Linked DNA regions of Mus musculus: all the other regions are linked to region 4. The links are chromatin loops, found by intact Hi-C in ENCODE. Cell type or tissue: left cerebral cortex. All regions are shown on one strand. Each heading gives the region's core, and the rest is flanking DNA. Links, peaks and the distances in the headings are about the cores only. Region 1 overlaps Pebp4 (phosphatidylethanolamine binding protein 4). Region 2 has its middle 3.0 kb from the start of Bin3. Region 3 overlaps Pebp4 (phosphatidylethanolamine binding protein 4). Region 4 overlaps Pebp4 (phosphatidylethanolamine binding protein 4). Region 5 overlaps Pebp4 (phosphatidylethanolamine binding protein 4).

Region 1 (5,960 bases), core at 663-5,662, 89 kb before region 4:
TTACATACAAGGAGACAGATTTTACTAATATTGGTAGGCACAATCTCCATAGGGAGCACTCTTCAAGATATACATATCCAGCTATGGTGGACATTTTCTACATACACTATCAGTATTTACCCACATACCAGAGAAAGGCTTTTCCATCCCTTTAAGTCTCACCCTGAGGGGCTTTTGGAGGGAATGGCCCCCATAGGCTTATATATTTGAGTACTTTGTCCCCAGGTGCTAAACTGTTTGAAAAGGATTAAAAGATGTGGCCTTAAAGGAGGTTTCAAAAGCCCACTCCAGTCTCCCTGTCTCTGTCTCTTTCTCTCTCTCCTCTTAGTCTGCTACCTGTGGATCAGGATATAAGGCTCTCAGCCATGTTCCAGTACCAGGCCTGTCTGCTTCACTCCGTGACCATCACAGACTTACACAACGTGGCTAAGCCCTGAGTTAGACAAGAGTTGTCTTGGTCATGGTGTTTCTTCACAGCCAGAGAACAGTAACTAAGTCCTTGACACGACCGTGCCCACACCAATAGCACACACTTACGCAGGACTTCATTCAGAGCTTCCCCCAAGGAGACTTTCTCCATCTAACTATGATGGCAGGGTAGACTTCATCAAGCTAATGAGGCATGCAATATAAGCAAAGAGGTCAAAGGAAACCCAAGGGCAGAGAAGTTAGAGAGATCGTACCAGGAGAATGACTGGTGTGTTTTTGGTCTCAGGAGGCTGATATGATTACACAAGGATGACCCGTGTGTGTGTGTGTGTGTGTGTGTGTGTGTGTGTGTAGGATCAGAGGGACTGAGACAGGCCCAGTGCAGATGAGACGCCACACTTGAGACCCACTCTGCTCACAATGACAAGCACTTTCCTTGAGACATCAGGTAGCTGGGCTTGGAGCCCGGAGTTGTCTGTACAAGACACAGCTGGTTGCTTTGGAGCGTAAAAAGATTACAACTCCTGTTCCTCCTGGCCCAGCCTTTGTGGCGACTTTCAGGGGAAGTGTAGAGACTCTAGGAAATCAACCCATAAAACAGCCACACCCAGCAGACAGCAGCTCCTTCCAGACTCTCTTGAGGTTTAAGGCAGGCAAAGCCATCCAAGCTGCTAAAAAAACAACAACAACAAAAAAAACAACAAAAACAAAAACAAAAAAACCCAAAAAACATATTCAAGAGGATCAGATAGAGGACGGCACCCCCTTTTCTCTCCTTCCCCCCACCCCTAGCTCCAACCATGACTGTTCAATACTAAAAAGACAGAGAAGGAGAACAACTGGTGTGTTTCCTTTCCCTAGTGGCAAAGAAATAGACACTTTGGAGTTTTAGATCATCACAACCAGTCTGCTTGCCTCTTCACCTCGAAGGCAGGCAGGTAATGAAGAGGGGGAAGGCTCAGGGGGAGCAGAGGCAGGGGTACCCACCCACCTCCTGGGCCAATCTGATGAGTCCCTGGCCCTTAGGCAGTACAATGCTGGCCCAGGCCCTGCTGCCTGTGGTCTATGAGTGCAAAAAGGAGCTGTGTAAAGAGAAGTGATCTATGACTGTGGCTCTGCTACCCACGAGCCCAGTATTAGGTGAATTCCTAACTTCAGTAGCCTGGGTCCCTGGTCTAACATACCAGCTGTGTCCTCACCCTGGAATACAGCCAACTGCCCGAGCGAGAGTTTTCACATTAAACGTCCCTGACTCTCTTTACTAAGTGGCAGATGGTGGATTTCATGCAATGACGTGAGCAAAGGCCCCTCTATTTCCAGCCTGGAGCAGCGAGGCTGTTTTCCTTGCACTCCAAGCTGCAACTCTGGGGCGGGAGTGGGAGGAGCCAGGGAAGCTTGGGGTGAGGGGTGCTGGACCAGGAGGGGGGAAGAACAATGAGTTGGCCTTTGTCCCAGGCTCCTAGTCAGGGAAAGGGGGACCAGGGCAGTTTGACAAGCCTGGGGTAGGTGTAAGGGACAAGACCTGCCATCCACCACCTGAAAATCTAGTGCTTTAATAAGCCAAGGCTGATATTAGACCTCGTGTGCTGAGGGGACCTCAGAGAGATGGGCCAGAATGGCCAAGTGGGGGTTATTGATGGAATGTCTCTGCAGGCTCCGATCTGAGAGAGTAAAACTGAGTTATGAAATAGGACCAGATTAATGAAAATGCATCCAGAACAGCCCATTCCATCTGCCTTGATTTCCACCCAGCACTTGGCACCTTCTGACCCAAATATGTTGATGGCGGGTGGCTTCTAATGTCCCACACCCAGCTTTTCCCACCTCCAAAGACAGAGGAAAAAAAGTGATTTATCACATAATAATATCAGGAATATCAGTCCACCTCTGGACCACTCTCTAGGGTCCCTAAGGGAATTCTAGGCATGGCAGGTTGCAGGAAAATATCAGGGATTAGGAGTCTTCTACCGGGGCTTCCTTAGAAAGGCCTCTACTCTTCTTTCCACTTTCTTCCTTGCTTTTCTCCCTCCCAGCAGGCTGGTTTCCCGATTTCCCTGCCATTTCTTGTCCCACCCACAAAGGAGTACTCGAAGCTCCTTCTCCTCTATATGACTTCTCCCAGCTCCCCACTCCTGTACACTGTACACTGTACAACTGTACACTGGTGGCACTGGTTTCCTCCTTAGAAGCTTCATATTCCTTATGGAAAATATGTTGCTTATAAAAAAAAAACTAAAAAAAAATCACCCATTATTTGGACAAATATTCTCCTAGTCTTGTTCCTCCTTCCTGTTTATTATGTGTATTTTAATTGACAGTAGGCTGTATTTATCCCTTTCTGGGGAGAGGGGAGGCTAGGGGGCTCATGTCAGGCTATGTGGTTAAGCACAAAAGAGGCTGGTTATCACAGTGGTTAGTTGTGGCTGAGTGCTGGAGTCTAGCTGGGTTTAAACATGCAATCCAGAGACCTGAACAGTGGCTGTAGGTGTTTCTGCGTTTAGAATATGTGATTGTCACCAAGCCTTTATAATTTAATTTTGTTTTTCCTTTCTGGTTGCATGGTGCAGTTCCTGCATTCAGTGATACCCACTTCCATATTTACCACCCTAAGCATCTTCCTAGGTTTACAAACAGCCATCCCCTAGGGTAGCATAATGCCCCCAGCCAACAATGCCCAGAGAAAGGAACCCAAGATCTGATGGTAGGAGATGTGTTTATTTGCCCCATGGCTTGCTGAGTGGGGGACAGTAGTAATCAGGTGTGCTGACATTGCCCTTCCTTTGGTCATTCAGCGGGGGACCTTGAGACAAGCAAGACGTCCTGGACATGCTCAAGTGGTCTTATTCAGGGGACTCCAGGCAGGTACCCTATTGGGTGACAGGCATCACCATGGCCTATACTCCCTAGGCATCCTAACCAGCTAGGTGCCTCTGTTGCTCCTGCACAGAGACTCTTTACGCCCACCCAGGACCTCGTAGTGGCCGGACTGCACTCCCACAGCGAGCGTGCGGGTCTTCAGGGCACCTCCACTTTTGCCCCTTTTGTCCCGAAGGGTGTGTCCTTTTGCCCACCTGGTTGGTGGGGAGAGTTGCGTCTCCTGTCATCTCTGCTTGCCCTGCAGGCTGGCAGGAGGGGCATGGTTGGAACCGAGTCCTCAGCTGCCTGTTTGCACTGGCAGTATCCCCTCCTGGGCTTCTCCCAGCATTACACCGGTGGGAGGCAGGGAGGGCACCACACTCTTAGTAAGCCGAGGAATCCCCTCCTGGTGGCTGTGAAGGGGATCAGAAGGGGGCGAGGCTCTCCAGTGGCTGCCTTTTAGTTTTCCAGGGAGGCGCCATCCTCTCAGCTCAGTGGTGGAGATGGAGGTGCTCACCAATCTGTTCTGGGGACAGCGCATCTCTTCTCCCCACCCTGCCCTTGACGGTGTGTGTGGAGAGCCCAGGTCCCTTGGCAACCAGTCACCCCAGCCTTCCCTGTGAGAGGACCTGAGGTGATTCTCCTCCCAGCTGCTTGTGCCTCTTGCCTGGCTGCCCTAAGCAAGTTGCTTTGTCATTTTGCAAAAACACCTTCCACCCTCCCCACCCCGCCCCCTAGTCTGTTTCAGAAATGGCATTGACTCAGACCTGAGTCACAAGAGAATGTGGGCCCTGGCCCTCTCCTAAGGTTCTGCCCTAGCTGCGGCCAGCTCTCCACCCACGTCCCCGAAGCCTGCTGGACTCACAAGCTACCTCTTGGCTATCTAGCCCGATGGACGGGCTACCCTCAACCGCCTTTCCACCTCCCAGGGCCAGCTCTTCCCTGACTCCCCTAACCTTCCATCCCAAGTGCTGCAAAGGCCGAGAGTCTCTAACTCCTGTGGGCTACAGTCTTTTTCTCTGTCCCTTGTCCCCACCCCAACCCCCCTCCCCCCACCCCCACCCCCAGGCAGGACACCTGCCTCTGGCTTTCCCAAAGAGAAGACAGGTGTCTGGGGTCAGTGCAGGAGCCTGGTGCTCAGGAAAGGACACACAGTATCTCCAGGTGGATGACCAGTATGCATTGCCCCTCGGGACCTTGGGCCAGCCACCTCCTCCTCTGACTACCCTTCCTTCACCCCTCCCACCCCTCCCCAGCTCTGGGTTAGAAGGTGCCACACGACTCTATTTTTAGTCCCACCAGGCTGCCTGCTAGGAGCAGTCTCCATCTGCAGCACTCAGAGCCCTTCGCAAATGCTAATGAATGGGAGTGCTTCCTCCCAGTGACAGAACTTGAGCAGGTACTTCACCCTCCCCAGCTATGTTGTAGCAGGGGAAACTGAGGCACGGGGTTAGGGTTTGGAGATGTGATCCAGGCATTCACCCAGAAAAACCTTAAGTTTCCTACACCTTTTGTGGCTTCAGCCTTTAGGTCTTGAGTTACATTCACAGGCTGGGCAGTACATATGCTCAAAGACCAATCAAACTCCTAGGACAGATGAGCCCAGAAACTGATCATCTCCACTCCATCTGCAGTCCCTCGCTGGGGGTTCAGTGATGTTTATGGTCTGCTCATAATCCCATTTGGCTTCCTGGAGGAGATGAGGCCCGCCCACCCGAGTCCAGGCTGTCTTTGAGAGGAAGAGTGTTAAGCAGGAGGCAGAGGCAGAGGGCACGAGGTCAGTCCTTACACAAAAGGAGTCGCTGCTGCTGAAAATGTGCTTTGTGTGGAGATGGGGGGCAAGGACATCAGCCTGGGTGGGCTGGCATGGGCTAGCTGAAGTGGGTTTGATAATCATGGTGGTGGCTGTCAGGAGGATGTTATTGGTAGGTTAAGAGGCTCCTGCAGTAATGTAGGCAGATGATAACTACGCAGGGCAGGCATCCCGGAGAGAAGCCACAGAGAAGACAAGTGTTTCGAGAACCCTCTCTCTGACAGTCACTTAGCCAGGGCTGCTGGTGGCACAGCCCCCTTTACCCTGTGGCCTGCTATCAGGCAGGCATTTCCCTAGGACCTCAGGCAGGCCTCCTCACACAGGTGGAAGGAATTGCCTTTCCTTTCTGAGCTGGATGCCTTGGAGTTCCAGGGAGGTAGGTGCCCCGCCTGCCTTCCGGCTCTGCCATGGCAACCAGAGGCCAGGCACGTCTTGTGAGTTTCTGAATGCTTGTTGAATGAATGGTGGTTTGATCAGAGGAGCATAAACAAAGGGATAGGAAATCCTCCCTGCACTGAGAGCAGAGGGGTGCCGAGTGGGATGGTAGGATGGATCACAAGTTTGGAAAGGAAGCTAGCAGGGCACCCTGGCCGGCCTTCATGGCCTATTCTGTGGATGTGGAAATGCAGCTTGCCAGGAAATAACCTTACTGGTTATCAGGGTCCCTACCTGCAAACCCCAAATTCAGAGCTGTTCTTTGAGTACTCAGTATAGATCCTTATTGAAGAAGGCTGTACAGACAGCAGACTTGGGTGTCAGCTCCTTAAAATGCCCAGAAAGAAGGGCACAAGGACACAGGGCACCTCCATGCCACAGCTCCATTTCCGGATGTCAGGGGTGCCGAGTGATGATCCTCTTTGTT
Region 2 (5,960 bases), core at 397-5,396, 97 kb after region 4:
GCTGTCTCGTCCACAGCAATAGCAGGCAGACATGGGGCAGCCAGGCCTGGAGCAAGGTCAAGTTAGGCCAGTCCTGCCCACACCCTGATCAGCTTGCTACTGGGGGCGGGGGGAAACTGCAAGGATTCCCTAGGAAATCTACACGCCTTTGGCTCACCTAGAACATCCAATGGCTTCATCTGAGGGGGAACGGGGCCCTAGTCAGGGACAAAAGTCTAAGAACTAATTCATTCCACCATTATCAGCTCAAAACATGAGCTGTCTTCTGATATCAGGGAACTCCATCTTCAAGCTGGCCAATGGGAGGTACAGCCACCAAGCAAGAGGGACTTTACCTTGTCAGCCCACCTTCATCAGGACACTAGCAAGGCTCAGTGTTTGAGAGGGAATCTTCCATCAATGCCATTGGCTATTTCTTTTGTAACCCAAGGTAATTTAGTCAGTGCATGTCCTCATGGTCAAGTCTATAGCCTTAGATAATCAATTTAATCTCAGTTTCCCCCATCTTTATAAAAAGGGAATAGAAGAAACGCATTGCTGAACCACTATGCATGGTATATTATCTAATATATAGAGAATGACTTGGTTGCCTGCTGCTACCAAGACTCCCCAATGGTAATTATGGTTATTGGGAACTGTAGAAGGCTCAGCAAGGGTGCAAAGCTTTCATATACCAGACTAAAGACACTCGGAAAAGCAAAACCAGGAGAGATTCCTAGACACTGCCTGGTAACACAGTGGTTCTCCACCTGTAGGTCGTGACCCCTGCAGGTCAAACAACCCTTTCACAGGGGTCACATATCAGGTATCTTACATATCAGATATTTACATAATATAATAGTAATAAACATAACAGTAGCAAAACTACAGTTATAAAGTAGCAGCAAAGATAATTTTATGGCTTGGGGGCGCGGTGGTGGTCACTGGAACATGAGGAACTATATAAAATGGTCACAGCTTTAGAAAGGTTGAGAATAACTGTTCTAAGAAAACCTGCTTCTGTCTCTTTCAACCCTATTCATTCCAAAGCAGTGCCTTGTAAGTTCTGGAGGCCAGAGGATACCTAACGCTTGTGGATGTTAACCGTCCAAAACCGAATCCGTCTTTGCAATGACTGTGTAACCGAAACCCTGCTCCTGGGGGAAGTTGAATAAACGCCCTGTTTCTGCCTTTTCCAGTATTTTTAGCATTTAAAATGGTGTGTAGCCAAGTGTTTAAAATTCTTCACACAAGTGTCCATGGCCCTACTATGTGAAAGGCCACTCAAAGCCACTTCTTTCCGAATGGGAGGGATGGGCTACAAATCTACGCCAAGAGGCCAGGATTCCCAAAGTCAGCCCTTACCACAAGGCCCAAAGCTGCTCCCCTGGACCAATAGGCCAGAGCAGGAGAATGTCCTAGCCCTATAGCTTCTCAGCAACAAGGCAGGAGCAGAAAAAAGTTCAGGTAAAATCAGCCAAACACAGTAGATACTGCTCTTGGGGGGTGGGGGTGGGGGGTTGCTGCTGGTCCAGAGAATAGTGTGTGAGTGCTGCCTCTTCCAACAGCAAATTCCAGCTCTGGATGAAGGCCTCAGAGCCCCATCCAGGAACAGTTAGTCTTACTGTGTGTCACCTTAACAGCATTCCCACCAGGGTCCCCACCTCAGAAGTCCTGTCTTTATTGGTTTACCTCCAGCTTCCATTCCCAGTATACACTGGACCTACCTGGGGAAGTAGGCCTCTCAGGGCCAGCTGGCCATGGCTTAATACCCTTGAGATAGCTGTGTACAGTGAGAACCTACAGCTGTGGGTTGAGCCCTACCTCAGGGGTCTCCCCTGCTTTCATCTGGCACCTCTCACCCCAGTGCCTGGGGATCATCCAGAAGCGATTGTTTTGCTCCTGATCTCTCTCTCTCTCTCTCTCTCTCTCTCTCTCTCTCTCTCTCTGTCTCTCTCTCTCCTCCCCTCCCCCTCCCCCCTCCCTCTCTCTTTCCTCTCTCTCACTCACTCACTCATCTCTTCCCTGGGCCTGTGAGCTAATTGGAGAGAAGGAGGGGGAGGAGGGGGACGCTGCTCGCCTTCCCCGTTATCTGCAGCAATCCGGGGTGACTAATGCTCCCAGTTGGTGAAAAGGCAGTGTAATCAAAACACTTTTTTTTTAGTCCTTAAACTTAGTCATTCTTCCAGAGTGGAGGAAGGGGGGGGGGAGCCCACAGCAAAGCACCATGAAATGCAAGCTGAGAGGCTCCCACTGCTGGGTGGAATCAAAGCATTGGCTGGAGGAGGGGGGGCTTCCTGCAGATCTAAAGTCTGAAGCCCTACTCCTTGATACCCTGGCTAAACTTCCTCTGCACCCTTGTTTGCCCTGGCTTCCCTTGACATCTGGATTATGGGCTCCCTGAAGGTCTTCCAGGCTGAGTCAGGAGGTGCCCTTTGCTCTCACCCTACCAGGTGCTGCCATCTGCTGGTGCCAGCTTGCCAAAGGGCAGGAAGCATATTAAAGTGCTCTTGGTTAGGGGCTTTGGTAATGGGCTCGCCCTTCAGTACTGACACTCCTTCTGGCTCCAAATGCAAGTCTGGGAGCCCACTGTACCTTGACAGAGCTAAAGACAGTCAGAGGTGGTAAGAACTTTGGAACTCATTAAGGAGAGGTGATATGCTCAAGTGGTTAAAGAAGCAGAAAAAGAGCTAGGATGCCCAGGTTGGAATTCTCCTTCATCACTCCATGGCTGTGCTTCATACCTGTAAGATGACAACAGTGACAGCATCACCTACCTCACAGCATTGTTATATATTGGTCACCTAGAATAATATATGGCATGGCTTGCATAGTTGATTATTAACTATTTGTCAAAATAACAAAATAAGACAGCACACATACCATCTTAACCCCTTTGCTCATTCATAGCAGACATTACTAATCCATCACTGTATGTCTTCACCAGACTCACAGAGTGAGTCTCCAGAATCCTCAATATAGTATTCAAGGCAGCTAATAATAAACAATCAAAATTGGCATATGGTGTGACACTCATTTGTCAAACCTGATTTAGACTGGAGTCTTTACATTGTGGTCAAGGAAGATAAAGCCCATTGGAAGAAAGTAGTAGCTCTCAACCCCTTGGAAGCAGAGTCAAGGCCTAGTGGGTATTCCTAGTCCATATTGTTGTTTGTCAGCCTGGTTTCAGATATGACCCTTCACTCTGACTTTTAAGTAGTCAATGTGGGCCTCCCATCCTCCATAAATTTTTACTCTGACACCTTTGTCTTCTGCCACCTTTGCTTGCCATTCCATGCCCTTGGCTCTTGAATTCTCAGGGAACCCTGATTTAGTGGTACCCTTCTAAGCAAGTGAAAAGCATGGTGAAGCAAGACGAGGAATCCATGGAGAACATTGAAAGTCTGGATCTTGGTCTATTTCAGGAGCCTCTCAGGGCTTCCTGAAAGAGTTAGCCAGCCCTAAACTTCATATGGGAAAGCCTGGGACAAAGCAAGATGTAACATATTCTGAGACAAGGCCCCATGGGGAGCATTTGTGCATAAGTTTCTGAGTTAAAGACTCTGGGGAAGAGGTCAGGGGAACAGTAGATCAGTTCTTCAATAGCTTTGTTCATCAAATAGACCCCTGCCATCTGCCATCTGGGGAAGAAGCAATGATTACTAACTAGGCTTGCAGTCGGGAGCATCACCTCTACCTGAAGCCCTTCCAACTCCCAGCCTCTACTTCTAAACTGACCCTGTTCCTTTCCATCCCCAAAGAGGCATGATCAGCCTGCATTGTACTGCCCTTTGGTTATAGAAAGGCAAGATATAGCTTCCAGTCCTGCAGACCATGTATGCTAGATGTGTGCATGCTACCTCACAGGGAAGTTCACAGAGAGAAGCTTCAAGGTATACACAACCCTAAACCTAAGGCCCTACTTGCTGAAAGGAAGGAAGGCTATGTTAACCTCAGAGACCTCCAGACACTTCCCAGGCAAACCCTAGGAAGCCAGCATTCTCCCCAGTATCCTAGAAGACCCTGCTGATTATGTTAAAGTCTGAGGTGGGCAATAAACAAACAGCCCCAGTTAGGCCTCAGCTCTCCCTGAAGATTCAGATTTAGCTTCACCCTCAGACATCAACAATTGCTCAGACCTGCTCGTTTCTCTGGGCTTGCCTCTCTGTTCCAAGGTCTTTCTTCTCTGTCCCATTTCCCAAGAGCCTCTAGATCAGTGGTTCTCAAGCTATGATGGGTCATGACCCGTTTACAGGTCCTGCACATCAGACATTCACATTACAATTCATAACAGTAGCAAAATTACAGTTTTGAAATAGCAACAAAGATAATTTTATGGTTGGGGGTCACCAAAACGTGAGGAACTATATTAAAGGGTTGAAGCTCTAGGGAGGTTGAGAACTAATATAACAGTGCACTTGGAAATTGACTGAGAGGGGATTCATCAGCAGTATTATCCATCCCCACTTCTGATAGATGAGGAGTCAAGGCCCAGAGAAGGGACATGATTTTTGTGAAATTGATCATGCTGCCAAAGATGGGACTAGAGCCCTGAGTTCTTCCCTTGGTCCAGATCTCATCCATTCTTGTCCTGCAAAATGTGTCAGCTACTCCAACCAACAGCCCCCAAACAGACTTCTCTCGATATACACAGTCCTAGGCTAGAACTTTTGAAAATATTGCTCACCACAGACGATGTCTGAGGGAGGCTGAGTATGGGGCAGGGGGAAATGGGGCAGAGCCATCCACAAGTGCTGGAACACCAAGAGACTCACAATCACACAGTGTTTCCATTCATCTCACCCCATACAAAGCTGCAAGACTCTCCCAACCCATGCTCTCTGCCTCAGCTGTTTGTCAAGGATTCTGGGTCTTCTATTCTCTTCAAGACCACTCCTTTGCTCCTGCTTACTTATTTCCTGAAGAAATAGCATGGTGATGGTCTGTGACATGTCTTGAGGGAGCCACCTCCTATTGGAAAGCCTTTTTAAAACTAAAAGCCATCCCTTGTTCCTCCTCCTCTGAGCCCCTGGGCCCTGGGAATTTGGGACACGTTGTATATACCTCTGCTCTAGGTCATAGGGACTTAGCTGCTCCCCTGGCTGTGCCTACAACCCTCCAGGTACATTTGAAGAAAGCGAAGTCCTAGAGAGGTCAGGAGAGAGGATTGGAACGGTTCTCTCTGCTTGAGTTTCTGGCTTCTAAAGCAGGAACTTGGGCAGAGAAACTCGGTTCAGCGTATAACTCTAGGTAGTTTGTGGTACACTGGGGCTCTGAATTCTGAGGCCCAATGCAAGCTGTTTGCTTAGATCTTATTCTTCTAAAACCCCATGCACAGCTCCAGGGGCCCCTAACAGCCTGTCCAGCAACTTGTTAGGATTTTTCCTAACATTGCCGAGGCCTTCTACTCCTGTTGTTGTTGTTTTGTTTGCTAGGCTTTGGTGTATTGTTTTCTCTTAAGACTGGATTGATTGTGAAGCCCAGATGGGCCATGTTGTCAACATTAGCCTCGAACTCATGACCTCTCCCTGCCTCAACCTCCAGAATTCGGGGATTGCAGATACCTGTCTGTCATCACACCGGGCTTTCTGAATCTTCCCTCATTGAATAGCTTCACAGACTAGTCCACCCTGAAAAGCACTTAACTCTGTTTCCATTCGAACCCCGAACCTTCTTGAAGAGGGGGGAGGGGACCCAGGTGATGTAGGTGAGACATGCAACATTTTCAATACGAAAGTGTGTAGAGCAAAGCGCAAGCTTCCCGTCTACTGTGTCTCCTCTAGCTCCTTCCCCTGTCGCCGCTTGTGTCTCCGAGTTAGAAACCCCATATCAGACAGAAACTGCAGCCCGTGATGGGTTCTACGCACAGAGCCTTAAAAGCAGGGCCGGAGCGCAACCACGTCCCGCAAAGAAAGTCCGCCTCAAACAACAAGAGAACAAAGTGTTAACGCGTGGGCCCGCCTCCCTCCCGCCTCTTCCGG
Region 3 (5,960 bases), core at 699-5,698, 51 kb before region 4:
ACACACACACACCTTTTCTATGAAGATTTACACTTCCATCTCACCTTCTCCTGGGCAACACCCATTCATCTGCACCTTTAAACTGGAATCGGGCAGAGCCCTTCCTACTGTGGCTGTTGACACATTGCCACTCTGTGACTTGAGAACCACTCAGGCCAGGTGTCTTAGTTAGGTTTCTATTGTTGTGAAGAGACACTATGACCACAGCAACTCTTATAAAGGCAAGCATTTCATTGGAGCTTGCTTACAGTTTCAGATCATTATCATCATGGCGGGAAGCAGATATGTAACTAGAGGCAGAACTGAGAATTCTACCTCTTGATCTGCATGCAGCCGAAGGAGACTGTGTGCCATACTGGATGTAGCTTGAGCATAGGAGACCTCGAAGCCTGCCCCCACAGTGACACACTTCCTCAAACAAGGCCTCCTAATAGTGCCACTCCCTATGGGCCAAGCCTTCAAACACATGAGTCTATGGGGGCTATATCTATTCAAAGCACCACAGCAAGTATCAGCTATACCACAGAGCCGTCAGAGACACTAGCAAGTTGTGCTTGAACAGAAGGTAGCTGGAGAATGTGTTGCCTCTGAGAGTCTGAGGCTACTGTGTGTGAGAAGGATGGGGCTCATTCTACAATCATGCTTGAAGAACGTCTATGTTTCCAGAAAGCTTTTATTGGCTCTGTGAGACATGGCTATTTATAAGGATCTGAGAGGAACTCAAGAAAGTCACATTCCTAGACCATTGAGGGGCACCCAAGACCCAGAAGCTGTAGAAGATGCTAGACAGTCCTTGATAGGTTCCCAGTGGAGACACACGGCCCTTGTCATTCCAGCACTCCAGGATTCTACAGTCCATCCATTCTGAGAGAACTCAGTTCTTCTAGAGATGTGGAGAGAGAAAAGAGGAAGATGTATGTAGGATGCCACAACTCTGTGTTCCCACACTTGAGCTTTGAGAACCAGACACTTAGAGAAAGTTACATCAAGATAACCAATGTTCTAGGAACCTCCGAGATCAGGCACTGTGACACTTGTTCATGAGAACCTAGCCTGGCCCCCTAAACACTGCATATATGTATCTTATGCCTATAACTCACTCTACATCAAAAGCAATCGTGTGTTGGGAAGCAGACACTGTGACCGGTTTTCAAAGTAGTAGAACACACCCCAGAGAGGGTAAATGGCCTTCATTTTGATGAAAAACCAGGGTTAGAAGCCAGGTCCCCTGGCACTGACTCAGAGAGCCGCCACCCATCAGCATGGCTTTCGGACAGACAGCCTCTAGCCCCTACTTGCCTAAACAAGCATGGGAGGTCGGCATCTATGTCACTAGGCATGTGTAAATCCCTGAAACCCAAGCTGAAGGGTTCATTTCATACTAAGAGTCTAGGGCAACATTTCTCAACCTGTGGGTGGTGACTCCCACCGAGGCTTGAATGACCTTTTCACAGGGGCCACATGGCAGATATTCTGCATATAGGATATCTACATTACTAGTCATAACAGTAGCAAAATTACAGCCATGGAGCAGCAACGAGATAATTTTATGGTTGAGGGTCAGCACAACATGAGGAACTGTTATTAAAGGGTCCCAGCATTAAGAAGGCTAAGAACCACACAGCTCTAGGGACTGGCCACCTTAAACAGATTCAAGCTCCTCGCGCCTTTTTGCTTTTCACTGTAGTACAAGGAACTTCTCCTTTGTGTTTGTCCCCTCTTGGTTACAAGATGGTTGCCCACACACATCACAGCTACATCCCAGAAGGAAGGAGGATGGGCAAAGGAATGAGAGGCACCAAGGATCTTCTCTTAGTAACTTTGCCTTTTGCCTGGGGAAAGACCTCCTCCCCAGAGACTTCCTTTGGCATCTTGACCACATGATACCTTACTTCATTACAACAGGTCCTAGGAAACCTAATATTTCATCCCCCTGCCTCTGGAACAGAGAAAGGGAGGGAGAGGGACAGCTGACCCACAGTGTGATGGTTTGGATCTGAAGTGGATCCCTCAGGCTCATGCTTTCTGCATTTGATCCTAGCTGGTAGCACTGTTGTTGGAGTGTGAGCATCTCTAGGTGGGTGGGGTCTGGTTGACAGTCCATAAGGGGTTCACCTTTGAAGGTTAGAGCCTGGCCCTCAGTTCCAGCCCGTTTTATCTGTCTCCGGTAAGGAGGCTTTACTACAGGTTCCTGCTGCCGTGAATTTCACGTGCCTTCATGGTGAATGTCACCTTGCCTCAGAAGCCATGAGCCAACATGACTCTTTCCTCCCACCAGTTGATTCTATCCGGGATTTACCTGGTCATGTTGACATCGAAGGTCACTAACACGCACAGCACCTCTTCCCAACATGTCAAAGTGTGATGGTTACTATTCCTTACCGACTTGATGGGATTTAGAATTGCTATTAGGAACCCACTTCAGGGCAGGTCTATGAGGGTGTTCTCAGAAAGGTTTAACTGAAGGAGACCCACCTCAGACATGGGTGTCCCCATTCCATGGGCTGGGGTCCTGGACAGAATAAAAAGGAGAAAATGAACTGAGCAGTGGTTTTCATAGCTCTCTGCCTCCACCTCACTCTCCTCTACCAGGATGGACCACATCCTCCCAGACCTTGAGCTATGACAGACCTATTCACTTGCTTGTATTTGGTCACTGCCACAAGAGAAACAATTAATCCACAACGCATGATGGGAGTCCCGGATCCTGGGTGGAGTCTTCCCCGTTCACCCATCATGGATACTCCTTCCTCAGCGCTGGGCAAAGAAAGGGTCCAATGGACTAGGAACCAGTCCTGGTATGGAAAGGCTTTGGGCTTCAGGGCAGTGCCCAGCTGGTATCCTGTTAGGCTCACCTCCCAGTGAAGATCAGCTGCTCACTGCAGCCTCCCAGGAAGGAGGTTCTTAGCTAGATTTCCCATGCAGAACTCTGTGGGGGCGGCTCAAGCCTCTACCCACTGCAGGCTAAATTTGTGTTCCACCCATCATCATCACGAGCCGTGGGACTCGGGCTCTGTGGGAGCCAGGGCGACTTGTGTTTGTACTTCAGCTGTTCCATGGGTGCTCAAGTCCTCTCCCAAGGACCACAGCTGAGTCCATGGGAGGCGTACTTCCTTATGAAGAAGACACAAGCCCCTTTCACCCTGACCCCCGCCCTGCCCCAAGCAAAGTGCCCTGAATGGGAGGAAAGGAACCTGAGTGGTTATGATGGGAGACTTGGGGAGGACTTTGAGGGAACTAGACTTTAGGGCTGTGGTTCTTGTCCCTATCTCTGCATGAGAACCCCCTTGGGAGGGTGCCAACTCAGTGCCAATGCCTGGGTGTTTTTAATCCAAACCTCTGCCAGGGAAGTGGAGCCTAGCCCTGGCGCTCTGAAAGTCACCACAGGTGATATTCAGACACAGGCAGGATTAAGCATTATCTTGGAGAACAGGGCTCTTTAGGGGCTGGGGACAGGCTCAGTGTGTAAAGCATCTGCCTAGCAAGCATAAGGACTTGAATTTGCGTCTCCAGTGCCCACTTAAATGGCAAGGTGTGACCTCTATAATCCCGGTGCATCAAGGTGGAAACAGAATCTCTAGGGCTCACTAAGGAGACAGTCTAGTCAACTGGTGAACTCCAAGATCAATGTGAGACCTTGTCTCAGAAAACAGACAATGATTCATCATTGACCTCTGGATTCCATAGTTGTGTACACAGACAGACAGACAGACAGACAGACACACACACACACACACACACACACACTGAACTTGACCATGAACCTGACCTGGCCCTGTCAGCCCAGATTCCATTGAAGGAATGCTATAGACAACAAGCCATGTCCATGGTCCTTGGAAAATGGGAACACATGCCCCATATCGCTGTCAGTCTCCAGTGGACTTCATAGACAGTTGGCACGAGACATGAGTCAAGAGCCCTGCTCAAAAATTGACCCGAGGTTGGTTTTACTTGAGAGTGGCAAGACAGGCAAACAGAAAGGAGTGTGACCGAGGAGCAAGCTTTTATCTCAAGACACAAAGAGCCACATACCAGGAAGGGTCACACAAAGAAGCGGGTGGCAGATCATGAGGCAGAGGGAACAAGGCAGAAGAAACATCAAGTCTTGGCGTACTTGCTGTTGCTATAACCAAATACCACAGTCTCAGTAGTTGTGAAGGGTAGAGATCTCTTTGGCTCATGATTCTGGAGGCTGAGAACATGGTAAGAGCATGTCACACCATGACACTATTTTTACAAATCCATTAATGTCACCACACAGGCCCTGCCCTCACAATCTCGTCTAACCCTCCTTATCTCCACAGGCCCCACCTCCAAACTCCATTAAGTTTCCACCACTCAAATTTTGAGAGATCCCTCTCCATTACAGTTTTCCCAGATAGGGGAGAGCAAGGCAAGCATTCGGACAGGGTTAAGATGGACTGGCTTAAACATTTCTGGTGGATGCTGGCAAACCTACCCCTCTGCCGTGCTTGTCATAGTTTGTAAACTGGAAACAAACATAGTCAACCTGGGAAGAGGGTATCTCAATGGAGGAGTTGCCTCCATCAGATTGACATGCGAGCTCCTGTGCTGGTATTTTCTTACTTGCTAACTGGTAAAAGAGAGCCCAGCCCACTGTAGGTGGTGTCCTCCTTTGGCAGGAGGAGCTGAGCTACAGAAGAAAGGCAGCTGAACAAAACAATAAGCAATGTTCCTCCATGCTTTTCAGCTTCCAACTACTGCCTTGAGTCTCTGCCTTGTCTCCCCTCAGGGATAGACATTAACCTGTAAACTGCACAAGTCCTTTCCTCCCCAAGCCGATTTTTATCACAGGAACCAAATACCAACCAGGACAATGATTCCATCGGGGAGAGTGGCTCAGCTTTCTAAGAGAGGTGGTTGAGGTTGTGAGCCTCAGCAAGGTCGGTTTGCCTTTGAAGAACGTGTGTGTTCTCTTTGAGAAGTGGCCAGCTCTAACAGAAGCTGTCTCTCCTGGTCATCAAAAACACCAGAAAGTAAGACAGGATGAATACGGGCTTTGCCCTTTCAGTGTTTCTAGGACTCACGACTGTCCTAAGGGCTACTGAAAGATGCTCATAATCTGCCCCGGGATTATGTTGCCATCCCTCCTTCTCCCTGGGGAAGAGGACTGTATAAGTGACCAGGCGAAAGGAAGGGGCACGGGAGAGTCTCACGTTCGAATCCACATTGGGACAGCATTGACTCAGCCTTAGTCAGCGTGGGCTGTGTACTATCATTTTGTGCTACTGTGACCAAAAGACCTGGTAGAAGTGACCCAGGGAAGGAAGAGTTATTCTGGCTCACAGTTTCAGCCCACTGTGTTGGGGAGGGCAGGGCAGAGAGGCTCCATTCATGGCGATGGCAGCATGTGGCAGAGGCTCTTTACATTTTGGTAGATCAATAAGCAGAGGCATTAAGTTCGAGCCAAGGAGGGATATGACTGTCAAAGACCCACCCTTCTGCTAGCCTGGCCCCACTTCTCATAGGCTCAATGGCCTCCCAAAATATTGCCACGAGCTAGGGTCTAATTATTCTACACATGAGTCTGACTAGGCCTCTATAGCAACAGTTCCATCATCTGGGTGGCTCAAACAAACATTTATTCTCATAGATCTGTAGGCTAGACATCCAAGTGCAAGTCACATGCAGATTCAGTGTCTGGAGAAAGCTCACTTCCTGATTTATAGGGAGCTCTCTCTTGATAAAGAGGGAAGGTTGGAGAGTATGCGTTAATGTGTCTCTTATAAATATATTAATCTCCCCCACTAGTACCCTATCTTGCCCTCTAACCACCTCCTAAAAAGTGATTACATCCAAATACCAATCCATTGTGGGTTAGGGCTTCAGAATATGAAGTCATCTTAATTCATCCATACCACATCTCAGGCAAGGACGATATTTCAGCTTACAATTCCAGATTCTAGTCCATCACTGTGGAGAAGTTCAGGAAGGAACTT
Region 4 (5,960 bases), core at 664-5,663:
GCTTTCCTGGCCCTCACGGTAGGAAGCCCAGGCCTGGGAATGTACCCTACTCCATCCACAGATGTTTAAGTAAAGTGGGTCAGCATTCCAGTAGAGACACTGCCCACAGTCCCATGAACTCATCAGTGGGCAAGCAGAGTTGGGGAGGGGATCTAGGGACCCACCCACCCTAGCTAGCTCTCTCCTGAGGGTCTAGTCTCTCCGTAGAATGGGGGACAGGAGGCACTTGTGACCTCTGACTCAGGTCTTCTGTTGAGACCCTCAGGGTTTCTGTCCCTCACCTGCTGTGACACCATTGAAACTCACACAAAGTTACACATTCATCCAGCCTGTCACTTCTTACCTAAGTGACTTTTGATATGTCACTTACTTCTCTATAGTTCAGATCTATTTGTTTGTTTGTTTGTTTAGTAAATTGAGGCCACCTTGGAGTTGCAAGAAGGAGGCATGCCTGCTCCTTAGAAAGCATTAAGGGAAATCAAACATGAGGTGTCTTGGACCCCACACAGGGTATGGTCCTTTCTGTGAGGGGACGGTGTCCCTGTGGCTCTGATTTCTGAGGCCAGCACACACTCTCCTCTGGCCACCATCAAAGGCACCCTTTGCCCAGCAGCAGTTAACTGGGTGAGGAAATCCCCCCTCCCACCTCCACGCCTCCCCCCACACACACCCCACCTCACCTTCCCACACCTCCTCCCTAGAGGCTCATAATTGGCGTTGTGAGAATTAGTCACCTCACCAGCACAAGGAGCCTCCCCCACAACTCAGGCCCCCACACAGGCAGACTGGCTGAATGCTTAATTGGAGTTCCTCGCACCTCTAAGGACAGCCTGTAATGAGGAATCAGTGCCTGGGAAGTGGCAGGCTCTGACTGGGGAGTGGGGGTGTGGGGGGTGCCAAGGTTGACCAAGGAGCTCACCTTCCCTAAAAATGTCCCCTTCGAATGGACACAGCAGGGCTGGAAGAGAAGGGTAAAATATCAAAAGACTTGAAAATGGCCTGGATACTCAGCATACAACCAAAGGATACTTCCAGAACCTTCTACCCAGGGGGCCAAGGGATGGGAGGATGGGCCATTCCCAGTCATGCCCATCCACCTCAGTAGAAAGGGTAGCCCCAGGCCTGCCTCCACCAACAGCCTCTTCTCCTCCTGGGATGCTTAAAGGGAAGGGAACAGCAGCTGAAGGCTTGAGAAGGACAAGGGTGTGACAGGGTCACAATAAGCCACTTTCTACCAATATGCTCAAGTGTCCACCCATAGATGTCCCCTGATGAGGATAGCATGGATGCCTTGAAGGCAGGGAGATCTAGGCTCAGAAAGTACCTCATCTGGCTGCTAGGAAAAGTTAAGCAATGAAGGTTCTGGAAGGAACTCTTGTCACTTGTCACTGTTTGTGCCACGCCCTAGTAGAGCAGGATAAAATGGGTGCTTGCTGCCGCAGTGTTCGGTTCTGCTCAGGAGAAACGAAGAAGGGAAGGGTGGGTACCCACCTCCCAGGGGAGCAGGAAGCAGCACCCTACCCAAATTTAGAGGCAGCTAAAGAGAAGGGAACAGTGTGGCCGTGCCATCTGAGGCGCCGCTGACTCAGGGCTGCACTTGTGGGGAACTGCCCTACGCTGAGTTAGATGGGGTGTCGATCAGAACACAAGTGAGGAAAATGGAACATGAGGGGAGCCATGATGGAGTCGAGCTGTCACATCCCACCGAAGGCCAGCCAGAAAGCGAGAAGCAAGCTTGGCCCACTCACCACACAGCTCCCAGCCTTGCATGTCTAATTGGATTCTCTCTTCCTCCTACAAGGTTATCCCTAGTGCGTGGAAAATACCTCATGGTCGGGTTCTCTCCTCTCGCTCAAGAGGGAGGGAGGGAGGGGGGGAGGGAGGCCGGGGGCTCCAAGCACCTCTGACATTCATATTTTCCTTGTGCCCTGACTCTGGGGTGACAGGCATGTTGTAGCAGCAGTGTAGTAGGAACCCGGGGGTGGGGGACAGCATGGCTGGACACGGTGGAGACAAAGGATGAGCTTCGCAGATGTCTCCGGGCTGTTACAGGGAGACCCTGTCCAATGTAGACCCAGCAGATGCCTGCCCATCTTCCTCACGATGTGACCCTCCCTCGGGGTCTTGGGGCTGGACAGCCAGCCTCCTCCCTGTCCATCCTCTCTGTCTCAAGCAATCCTCATCATCACCACCCACCCACCACTGCCCCAAGCCAGCACAAACCTTACCTGTGGCTTAAGGGATCCACTCCCACCTACCCAGTATGGTAGTCCTTCCTGAAATCATTCAGCCAGCCCAGCTAGTCTCCAACCATCCCGACTAAGAGAGGGCTTTCCCTCTGACAAAGTGCTCCTGAGAGGCAGGAACGTCCGCTGCCCGACTCCTATCACGTCTGAGGCGGAGTTTAGGAAAACACTCCCAACTCTGGACGGCTCATCTGTCTAGCTCGGAGGGTCAGGAGGGATATTATATCTATCACCAGCTCCTGTTTGAACACTTGTTTGGGGGGTGGGGGCTGTGGAACCTTTAGGGTAGGAAATGTGGATGGTATAGATGGCCCCTGGGTGCAGATTGCTTTAGGCCTAGCCTAGTCCCACTTACAACCAGAGCTCTCTGCTTTCCTGATCTGCCAAGATGTAAAAACCCCACCCCATCGACTCCTACCACCGACAGGCCCTCCCTGCCTCAATGGGGCTGTACCCTCTTAAGTATGAGCCAAAAGAAATCCTTCCTCCCTTAAAACAAAGGGCAGGGACCGTTCAGCTCATGTCTTGGGCAGCAAAAAGTGATGAGGAGGTGTGTGTTCCTCCCAGAGATGCTTTCCTTCGTCACTAAGTTCCTAGGGGAGGTGTTGATGTCATCTGTGAGATCCATAGAACACACAGCATCACATGTCACAGGTGCTCTGGAAAAGGAGAGTAGGAAGTGTCACAGCACTGTCCCTCCGTCTCACAGCCCACAGAGTGTCCCTCACAACCATGGATGAGGACTGCAGCTGAGTTCTGAGGGTCCTTGGCCTGTGTCTGGATACAGCCCAGTGCTGTCTCCCCAACATATCCCACAAACATCTGATTTGAGGAAGGTCTGTCTCTCTTCTTAATCATATAAGCCAATGTTACCAATTTAATATTCTCAAAGTAGACCTCTCTCACCCTCTCCAATTTATCTGCTCTTGACCTCCTCTGGTCCCCTCCACGTCTACTTGTTCTCCTGCCTCTACTTTAGCCCTCTCCTCTAAGCCACTACCCATACTTCACGTTCCTATCAAGTGAGGATCAAGGGACAAAGAGGATGCAGTGCCTAGTACAGGTCCCCCTCCTCTGTGTGACCCAGGCTCCTTGTCTTTGTGGGCATTGAACTTAGAACCCTGGCAGGGCATCTTCAGAGATGGTCTTGTCTTCCTCTGAGGCAGCTTCACCCCTCTTTTCCTACCTTATAAATGTGGGGGTGCTATAGAATAGGGTATGAAGAGAATGGTGGAGTAAAAGAAGGATGCAGCAGGGATGAAATAGAAAGACGAGAGCAAACAGAGAATAGGCCAGAGGCTGTCATTTGTATTCCTCCTTGGATGACTGTAAGTACCAGACTTCCTTCTCAGCTGCCCACTGGTGCCTCTGGCCCAGCCTGCTAATCTGCACAATGGCTTCCTCTGTAGCCTTCTTTTGCTATACCGGACCTCAGTGGTGCTATTCCCCGTTCTGCCCGACATTCATCCCATTGCGCCACCAGGCTTGCTTTCCTGTTACCCGTTACCAGCTATCCTAGTCGTGCCCACGTGCCACCCTTCAGGCAGGCATGAAGCCACTTACCAACCCCCTCCATATTCAGCAGGCTTCACACTGGGGCTGCTCGGAAGAGGAGGCGCTTGCTATCGCGGGATGACTCAACTAACATCTTGTGTATCTCGATCAGAAAAATACCCATCTGACAGTCTCTTTCTCCCCCACCCCCTTCTGTACCAGGGGAGCTGCTTTGCTTCCAAAGTGGCCGGGTTATCGGCGGCGGGGGGGGGGGGGGGTTAATCCTTTAGCAGAGTGAATTTGAGGTGATGGTGGTGGAACAAATGGAGAGATAAGCAACCTGAAGTGCAGGGGACTGACCAGGGGAGATGGATGTAAGATGGTGGGGTAGCAGTCTGAATAGATGACCAGCGTTTTGAGACTAAGAAGACAATCGTCAGGTTGGCCAACCATCCCCGTGGCCATGCTCACTGACCATCAAATGTCTCACATGTGGGCCCTCACTCAAACCTCCCCAGAGCCACATGATCTTACTATCAGAAGACAGACTCTTTTCTGGGTCAGCATAGATTGGGCTTTGTCGTCTACAAGCTATTTCTATTTGCTCCATTTCTTCTATGAGTAATAAGAGAACCGAGGAACGGGGGGAAAACAGCTCACAACAGTTTCTGGGGACCTGTGTAACCCCAAAGTGCCTCTGCATGACCCTCAAAACCAGCATCTTAGGGTTTACTTTACAGAGAAATCACTGTCCCACCTGAGGCTCCCCACATGCCTTTGCAGAATAGAAAGGGGAGGGGGTAGCTTGCCTAGGCTAGAGGGAGCTGCCATGTCTGCAGTATATGTCTCCTCCACATATATCAGAGACCATCCCAGGAGTGAGCGCAGACCACCCTGGCCATCCTAGCTGGGACAGATGCCCCAGTGGAACTCTACTGCCAGCATCCGGAAAAACCCCCAAGAGCCAAGGAATCGGGCAATCCTTCCTGCCCACTCAGAAATTCCGGAAGCCCTTCCAGCCGGGAACCCGCCTCCCCAACCTCTCTCTAGCTTCCTCTGTCTGTCTCCTTCTTGCGACTCCTGCGAGTGCACAGGAGGGTTGAGGGAAGCCCCGTGTGCCTGTGATGAACGGAGCTAATTTCTGGTTTGCTGGTATGCCGCAGAGACGCTGCCTCCATCCCCCTCCCTCCAGCAAACCCTCTCCCACACACAGACAAATAGGCTGCATATTTAATTGGAATTCCTCACACCTACAGGGTAAAGCCTTGTCAGTAGAAATAGAGCCCACAGCCAGCTGGCTTCCCCCATTCCACCCACCTTGTCTCTTAAAAAGAAATCCCCCCCCCCATACGTGAACACCACCCACAGGCCCTTGTAAGTCCCTCCCAGCATGGTTGTAAAGGAGGGATTGGTTGGCAAAGCTGCTTCTTGCCTGGGCTGCTACAGCTGGGGGCCCACCCAACAGAGACCACCCAGGAGCTTCTCCCCAATAGACAGACCCCAGTGGCAGCCTTCTGACTACCAACCTCGGGACCCCCATAACCAAAGCTCTTGAGGCCCCCAGAGTCACTGACGGATGCTGCCCAGATATTCAGGCTACTTGGTATATGAGACCAGGTGGGAGGAGGAGAGACAGACATGGACTGCTTCCAAAGCTAGAAAATTCCTTTTGAGTAGCCAGCCCTTGGAGCCAGTCTCTGATGGTACAGGTGGGAAACTGAGGCTGAGGAGACAAAACAAAGCACATTGCGTGGCTAACAATACAGAGTGGATTGAACCTTGGTCACCACCCCAGGGTGGTGCTACAGCCCCCACATTGCTCCCCGCCTTGTGAAGTCTCTCCCAGAATGCAGGAAGGAAGTGGCATACAGAGACAGAAAGAGTCACCGGGATCAGGAAGGAAAGCAGAGAAAAGATGAGAAGGCTCAGAAGGACAAGGGCCCCTAGCAGACCTGTAGAGGGAAGTGATAGTGGTCTGTTTCCATGAGCCAAGGCAGAGGTCTAGGGGCACAAAGCAGGCCATCAGAAGATAAAAGATGACAGGCTCCAGAGAGGCTGAGCTCCTCTGGGCAGCCTCAGGGATGCCCAGCCCAGAAACACAACTGAGCATCTTAGTAGGGACAAACAGATGAGGGATGCTCCTCCCTAACAGAAGTTCCAGAACGGGACCCTGTCACCAGCAGGCCTCATGGGACCTCGCCATTCAGACCAACAGTCTCA
Region 5 (5,960 bases), core at 535-5,534, 99 kb before region 4:
CTCCACATCGAGCTAAGTAGAGGGTTTGATCCATAATGATATAACAGAAGAACTACGCACCAGTTATGCACCAGCAACCTGTTCCAAGCCAGCTGACTTCATCCAGATGGCCAAGGACAGGAAAGAAAGGATAGTCAGTTCAGGGTGAATGGTCAGGGAACCTCCTGCCCTGTGGCCAAAGGGCTGAGTACAGGGAGTCTCCTCACTGCCTGGCTATTTAGGGACTGTTTCTACCTCATGAGGAAAGCTGGCTTGGAAGCGGTAGTGGACATGACATCTACTTGATGAGTTTATAGGGGCAGAATAGATCCCCGAGGTCCAGACCATAATTCCAATATTAAGCAGGTGTAGAGAGCATCCCTATTCCAGAAATCAGGCTGTGTGAATTTATTTTGAGATCCTTATCTGGTCTTAAAGAGACACTATGATTATTCTCATTTTAAACACAACCAGGTAAGGTCCAGGCATGTCACCTAACAAGCTCAAGGTCACACAGAGTCAAAGGGAAAGGTTCTGTCAACCCCCACCCCATCTTCCGTTCCATAACTTCCAGATAAATTTGCTTATTTTCTTCTTTTTCTCACAGAATCTAATTTTGGTTTGACTCAAAGAAGCTAATGGAATCTGTATTATCCAGGGTTCTCTAGAGTAAGAGAATGTATAGAACAAATATCTATCTATCTATCTATCTATCTATCTATCTATCTATCTATCTATCTAAAGGGGATTTATTAGAATGACTTACACACTGTTGCCCAGCGAATCCAAAAATGACTGCTAATGAATGGAAGGTCTAAGAACCCAGGAGCTATTCAGTCATTGAGGCCGGGTGTCTCTGCTGACCTCCAGCACATGCTGGGATAAGGAAGAAGTGGGCTCTAATGCCAGCGAAGGAATGGACTTGCTAAAGAGGAGAGAGCCAAGTAGGCAGAGAGCAAAGCTTCCTTCTTTTACATCACTTATACAGATTGCAGGCAGAAGGCATGGCCCGGATTAAAGGTGGATCTTCCTAGTTCAAAGTAAGCAAACTCTCAGAGGTATGCCCTTCCCTGTTGGAGCTTTAGTCCAGGTGTAGTCCAGCTGGCAACCAGGAACAGCCACCACAGGATTCCCTGCAAACCAAAAATTCTTCCTCAGTTTTCTTCCTTGTTATTGTCTGCTTCAAGGGTTGTTTGCCACACAAGCCAAGCACTGTAAACATACATACATCATCCGGAGGGAAGCCTGCTTGTGAGCTGGAGCACAGACAGGGCCCAGTTACCTAGGTCAAAGTGGAGGAACCTCAAGTGTCCCCAGATACTCTCACACCTGCCTTCTCCTGGAGTAGGGACCATCCTGAAGGATGAATAGAGGAGGGATAGAGATAGTGGGTACCATTGGTTCTCGATAGTTCATTCATCCAGCTCTTGCTTCAGTAGACACTGGATACTGCTCATTCACCACAACATCAAGAACCTGTAATACAGAAAGTCTTAATGCCGTCCGGCCCCACAGAAAGCTCGCCAAGATGGCCAGGAAGGTGTTGTGTACCTAGGCGGAACGAGAGCCGAACAGATAATGAAGCAGAACTGATGGTGTCTGAGCCTCCAAGACCCTGGAGACGCAGGTTAGATAGAACGGGCGCACGGAGGACAGAGATGATGTAAAGGCGAGACGGTCTAGGGACGTGGATGGATTCCAAAGCATAACTCCAAACTGCTGGGTTTCAGCACTGTGTGAATGGGAACGCCGCTGGGAGAGGAACGGGAAGGATGGGCTGGGTTGGCCTTCCAGGGCCTCGGGTGATGGAGTCAGAGACCCAGCCTCCTGTAACTCCCAGTGTCTGCCCTCGGAGATGACACAGCCCGGTTCTGAGTATTTTATCATTGACAGAAAGTGGCAGAGTGTGGGCTGGGAAGATGGCTCAATAAGCAAAGCGCTTGCTGCACAACCGTGAGGGCGTGAGTTTGCATCTTAAGAACTTAACTCAAGGCTGGATGTCACAGTGTGAGCCTCTACAAGCCCATCATTCCTACTGACGGCGGACACGGGGACAGGAACATCCCTAGAAGCCTGAGGGGCAAGCTAGCGTGCGGTGTGCAGTGCTCGGAAGACTCTGTCTCAAACAAGGTAAAAGGTGAGGACTGACGACCCCCGAGTCTGTCCCCTGACCTCCACACACGTGTCATGACATGAACATGTGCACACAAGTGTGTGCCCACACACAGAAAATGCCAACATTTATAAACAATATCCCCCTTTATAAAACAAAAACAACAACCAAACAAACAACCCAGCTGACGGCCAAGTGTGGCAGTGTGTGCCTGTAATCCCAGCACTTCAGGAGGCTGAGACAAGAGAATCTCCAGGAGTTCGAGGTCAGCTTTGAGACCCTGTCTTAAAGACAGACAGACAAACAAACAAACAAACAAACAACCCAACAACAAAAAGTTAGGTTGTACTGACAATCAGTACCTCATGTAAGTCAGGATTCCTGGGAGAAACAGGGGAATCCGGTCCCGAGCCTGCTCACAGGAGAGTGTCTGTCATCTGGCACTTGAAATCTCATGACACCCAGTTCAGAAAAGTCTGCTTGAGGCTGACTCCAAGGAACCATCCATCATTTCAATAAGGAAGCTGGTTCCCAAAGCAGTGGAAGGATGTTGGAAGCTCTGGCTAAAAGGCCTGTATGGGGAAGCAGACAGCCGGCCACCAGCCTTTACAAAGAGCCAAGGTAGGTGACCACCAGACCCTCGGCCTAAGGTCTACAGCCCTGAAGAACAGCTGGAAATGACTTGCCTCCGAAAAAAAAATAATAAATTCTGCATTATCATTTCAAAGGCTCCTCACATAAATACTAAAGAATCAGGAAAGCGGGTGCCTCGTGTCGCTCCCGGAATCTAAGAAATGGTATCTTTCAGTTATCGGATTTTATTTCTTTGCAGCATTACGTTTTATACATATTTATTCATGCAGAACAGAAGTACGGAGTTATTGAGGCTGCCATGGGAGCGGAAGGAAAAGCTGTTATACATAAGAATGCGCTGCATTTACGTCCTTGCGCTTCCAACAATTGAACTATATGCAACTGCTTTTTTTTTTAAATAATAATAATAATAATAAAACCCTCTCTGGTTTGCATTTAATTTGCTGGGCTTTTTTTTCTTACACCTGAATTTTCATATGATGACTTTCATATGGTGGAAAGCATGAAAGGGCTGTAGGCTCCAGATCCATGAAGATACGGGTGGGGTGAGGGTGGGGGTGGGGGTGGGGGGTGGCAAGAGGCCTTTGATGCCGAGGGTTTGGGAATCCACAGCCAGCTCAGAACTCTTTCTTTTCTAACAGCCACAGTTAACGGAACTGCAAGTGTTCGTCTTGCGATTTAATAACTCATTCTCGCTATGTGGAGACCCCAGCATATTATAGGGCTGGATATTGCTTTTCAGGTTTTTGAGTGTCAATGATAAATTTCCATGTTCTAATAAAATACATTTTCATAGTAATTGAAATAGTAATTTCCCAGTACTTAAAAAATAAGGGGGGACTTTTGCCCTCTTTCCCTCTGCACTCTCCTGACCTTCTTATTTATTTTTATTGCTGAAATGCTCTTCACTCCCCAGCTGCACACTGTGTGTGCTTCTGGAGTCTCCACACTCCTTCCTGTTCGCAACCACAGGATGGCTCCAAGCACACGGCTGGCTAAAGGGATGGAGACAGCAAGACCCACAGTTCTTTTTGAGTTTGGCTTTCTACCTTCATTTTCTTAGACCCGAGTGGACAGGCGTGGTAACCAGACACCCGTGGAGAAGACAAAGCAACAGAGGAGCACTAAGGGGTGGGAGCCTGCGAATCACGAGCTCGCACACTAGGCGAGCCCTTTGTCTCTCCCTGGGGCAGACCTTCCCCACTCCACACATGCCTTCCTCAGGCTGCAAGTATCACCATCCCCACACAGGAACACGAACATCAATCAGGAACTGCATCTGTTTCTCACATATAAAAGCGAGGCCTGAGTGACGTGGGTCACGGCGGTGCTAAGAGCAGTGTATTTAATCTGTGCTTCTGTGAGCTGGGTGACTTTAAATGCTGTCTTAGTGAACTTAACTTGAACTGAAAAAATGTAAAGTTGTCTCCTAAGACATCATTTCCTTCATGGCTGACAGTGAAGAGAAAGGAGAAGGGAAAAAAAAGTCACTTAAGACTGATGGCTTTAAGGTGAACAATGGAAGTACCAGCCAGCTTCCGGAGACTCCTGGTTCTTTCTCTGTGGGCCCTTACCAGGAATAGGGGGTTTTAAAGGGAGAACTTGCTCAGTTCAAGCCGCTTTTCAACTTTACCTATAGCCAGGCTTTCTTTTCTGTGTCTAATTTTCCCTAATCTAGAAACAAATGTACACGCAAACAAACAAACAAACTCAGAAGTTGGGAACTGAGGCTTAGAAACAATCTCAGGTGGGAAACCAAAGAAGGTGTAGAGAAAATTGCCAACAAGGGCAGTGCTTTCCACTCATTTCATTTCACTGTTTTTTTTTTTTTTTGTGGCTAAAGCAAAGTGCCCAAGGCTGTTTAGTTTATAAAGAAAAGAGGTTTACTTAGCTCACAATTATGGAGGTTCAAGGGCATGGACCAACTTCTGCTTAATTGTGACGAAGGCATTGCAAATGGCAAGCTGGCTCATGTTGGAATCACATGGGATAAAGAGCCACAGACTGGGGAAGGACCATATTTGCTCCTGCATGTGTGTGTGTGTGTGTGTGTGTGTGTGTGTGTGTGTGTGTGTGTATCTGTGTATAAGTGTGTATGAGTAGGCATGTGTATGAATATGCATATGTGTGCTCACAAGCATGTGTGTGTGAGTATATGTGTAAAGTGTATGTATGTACATGCACATGTGTGTACTCATGTGTTTGTGTGTGTGCATGTGTATGTATGAATGTGCTTATCTGTGTATAAGTCTATGTGAGTGGGCATGTGTATGAATGCACATACATGTGCTCACAAGCATGTGTGTGTGAGTGTATGTGTGAAGTATATGTACATGTACATGTATATATACATATGTTTGTGTGTGAGAATGTGCATGTGTATATCTGTGTGAGTAGGCATGTGTATGAATGTGCATATGTGTGCTCACAAGCATAAGTGTATAAGTGTATGTACATGTGCATGTGTGTGCACATATGTTTGTGTGTGTGTGGTGTGTGTGTTTGTTGGTTTGTGTGTGTGTATGTGTGTATTGGGGATGGGCATGTTATCTTCAGGTGTTGGTTTAAGGCAGGAGTCTTCTGACCTGAGCCTCTGATAACTGATACTCCCATCTTCATCTCCCAACTCCCCGTAGTGGTGCTCCAGGAATACAAATATTTTATCTATTTCGGCTTTGTGTGTGTGTGTGTGTGTGTGTGTGTGTGTGTGTGTGTGTGTGTTGGGGGGCAGGTTCTAGGGACCCAAACTCAGGCCATCAGGTTTTCACAGAATGCCTTTTCACCTATTGACCCATCTTCTCAGGCCCAGCTTTGCTCTTTTTACTAACAGCCCCCTCTCAAGGGAGCCATTCAAAAGCCAGCATTAATGGCTTCTGAGGGCAATGTCCCCAGTGACCTCCCCACCTCCCACTAAGCTCTGCCACCTTTCACATCACCACACTGGGAACATAACCTCCAGCACACAAATCCTTTGGGGGACTGGCCACAGCTAAACTACAGCATGCAGTAATGGAAAGAATCATTTTTTCCTTCCTCATTTTTCCAGGCACTGAAAAAACAAACCTAAAAGGCCTGTCTGTTTTCCCTTTCTTTTCTCCACCTCTGTGTCAATGGCATGTTCTTGGAGGTTGGCTTCTGCACTCAGGTGTGTTGGGGGCTGGGGACTCAAATATGCTAAGCAAGTGCTCTTGAAGTGACTGATGTCCCCATTAAGGGACCCTACTGCTATCTTTTGGTCTAGTTTGTCCCTTGTATGGTTTGGTAAGGTAGCCAG

Evidence for each region. Hi-C counts contacts between places; a loop is a spot of excess contacts. Peaks named below come from ENCODE experiments on the same cell type or tissue, not always from the same donor. Only the 100,000 strongest peaks of a DNase experiment are listed, where the experiment ranks them.
Region 1: it touches region 4 in a loop (4-fold over the local background); 2 of 42 quality-filtered maps call a loop at or near these places.
Region 2: it touches region 4 in a loop (2.4-fold over the local background); 2 of 42 quality-filtered maps call a loop at or near these places.
Region 3: it touches region 4 in a loop (4-fold over the local background); 4 of 42 quality-filtered maps call a loop at or near these places.
Region 5: it touches region 4 in a loop (2.6-fold over the local background); 2 of 42 quality-filtered maps call a loop at or near these places.

Annotation. Positions count from the first base shown.
Region 1 is chr14:69,907,874-69,913,833 of GRCm38, forward strand. All of the region lies in intron 3 of Pebp4 (phosphatidylethanolamine binding protein 4), which reads left to right. Among named protein-coding and RNA genes, the nearest start is that of Pebp4, 70 kb to the left of the region's middle. In left cerebral cortex, for the core only: a CTCF peak has its summit at 3,650; DNase peaks (open chromatin) are centred at 1,722, 3,833, 4,031, 4,640 and 1 more place.
Region 2 is chr14:70,094,116-70,100,075 of GRCm38, forward strand. No RefSeq gene overlaps it. Among named protein-coding and RNA genes, the nearest start is that of Bin3, 3.0 kb to the right of the region's middle. In left cerebral cortex, for the core only: a CTCF peak has its summit at 2,440 (motif pointing left); DNase peaks (open chromatin) are centred at 2,143 and 2,394; H3K4me3 peaks cover 82 bases.
Region 3 is chr14:69,946,293-69,952,252 of GRCm38, forward strand. All of the region lies in intron 3 of Pebp4 (phosphatidylethanolamine binding protein 4), which reads left to right. Among named protein-coding and RNA genes, the nearest start is that of Gm41198, 46 kb to the right of the region's middle. In left cerebral cortex, for the core only: no CTCF peak of the experiment used is centred there; DNase peaks (open chromatin) are centred at 2,963 and 4,603; H3K27ac peaks cover 1,325 bases.
Region 4 is chr14:69,996,993-70,002,952 of GRCm38, forward strand. All of the region lies in intron 4 of Pebp4 (phosphatidylethanolamine binding protein 4), which reads left to right. It overlaps Gm33524 (a long non-coding RNA gene), which reads right to left. Exons shown (of 4, transcript XR_383556.4): 4 at 2,217-2,905. Among named protein-coding and RNA genes, the nearest start is that of Gm41198, 4.6 kb to the left of the region's middle. In left cerebral cortex, for the core only: a CTCF peak has its summit at 3,702; DNase peaks (open chromatin) are centred at 776, 1,663, 2,834, 3,785 and 3 more places; H3K27ac peaks cover 2,608 bases.
Region 5 is chr14:69,898,444-69,904,403 of GRCm38, forward strand. All of the region lies in intron 3 of Pebp4 (phosphatidylethanolamine binding protein 4), which reads left to right. Among named protein-coding and RNA genes, the nearest start is that of Pebp4, 61 kb to the left of the region's middle. In left cerebral cortex, for the core only: a CTCF peak has its summit at 3,652 (motif pointing right); no DNase peak of the experiment used is centred there.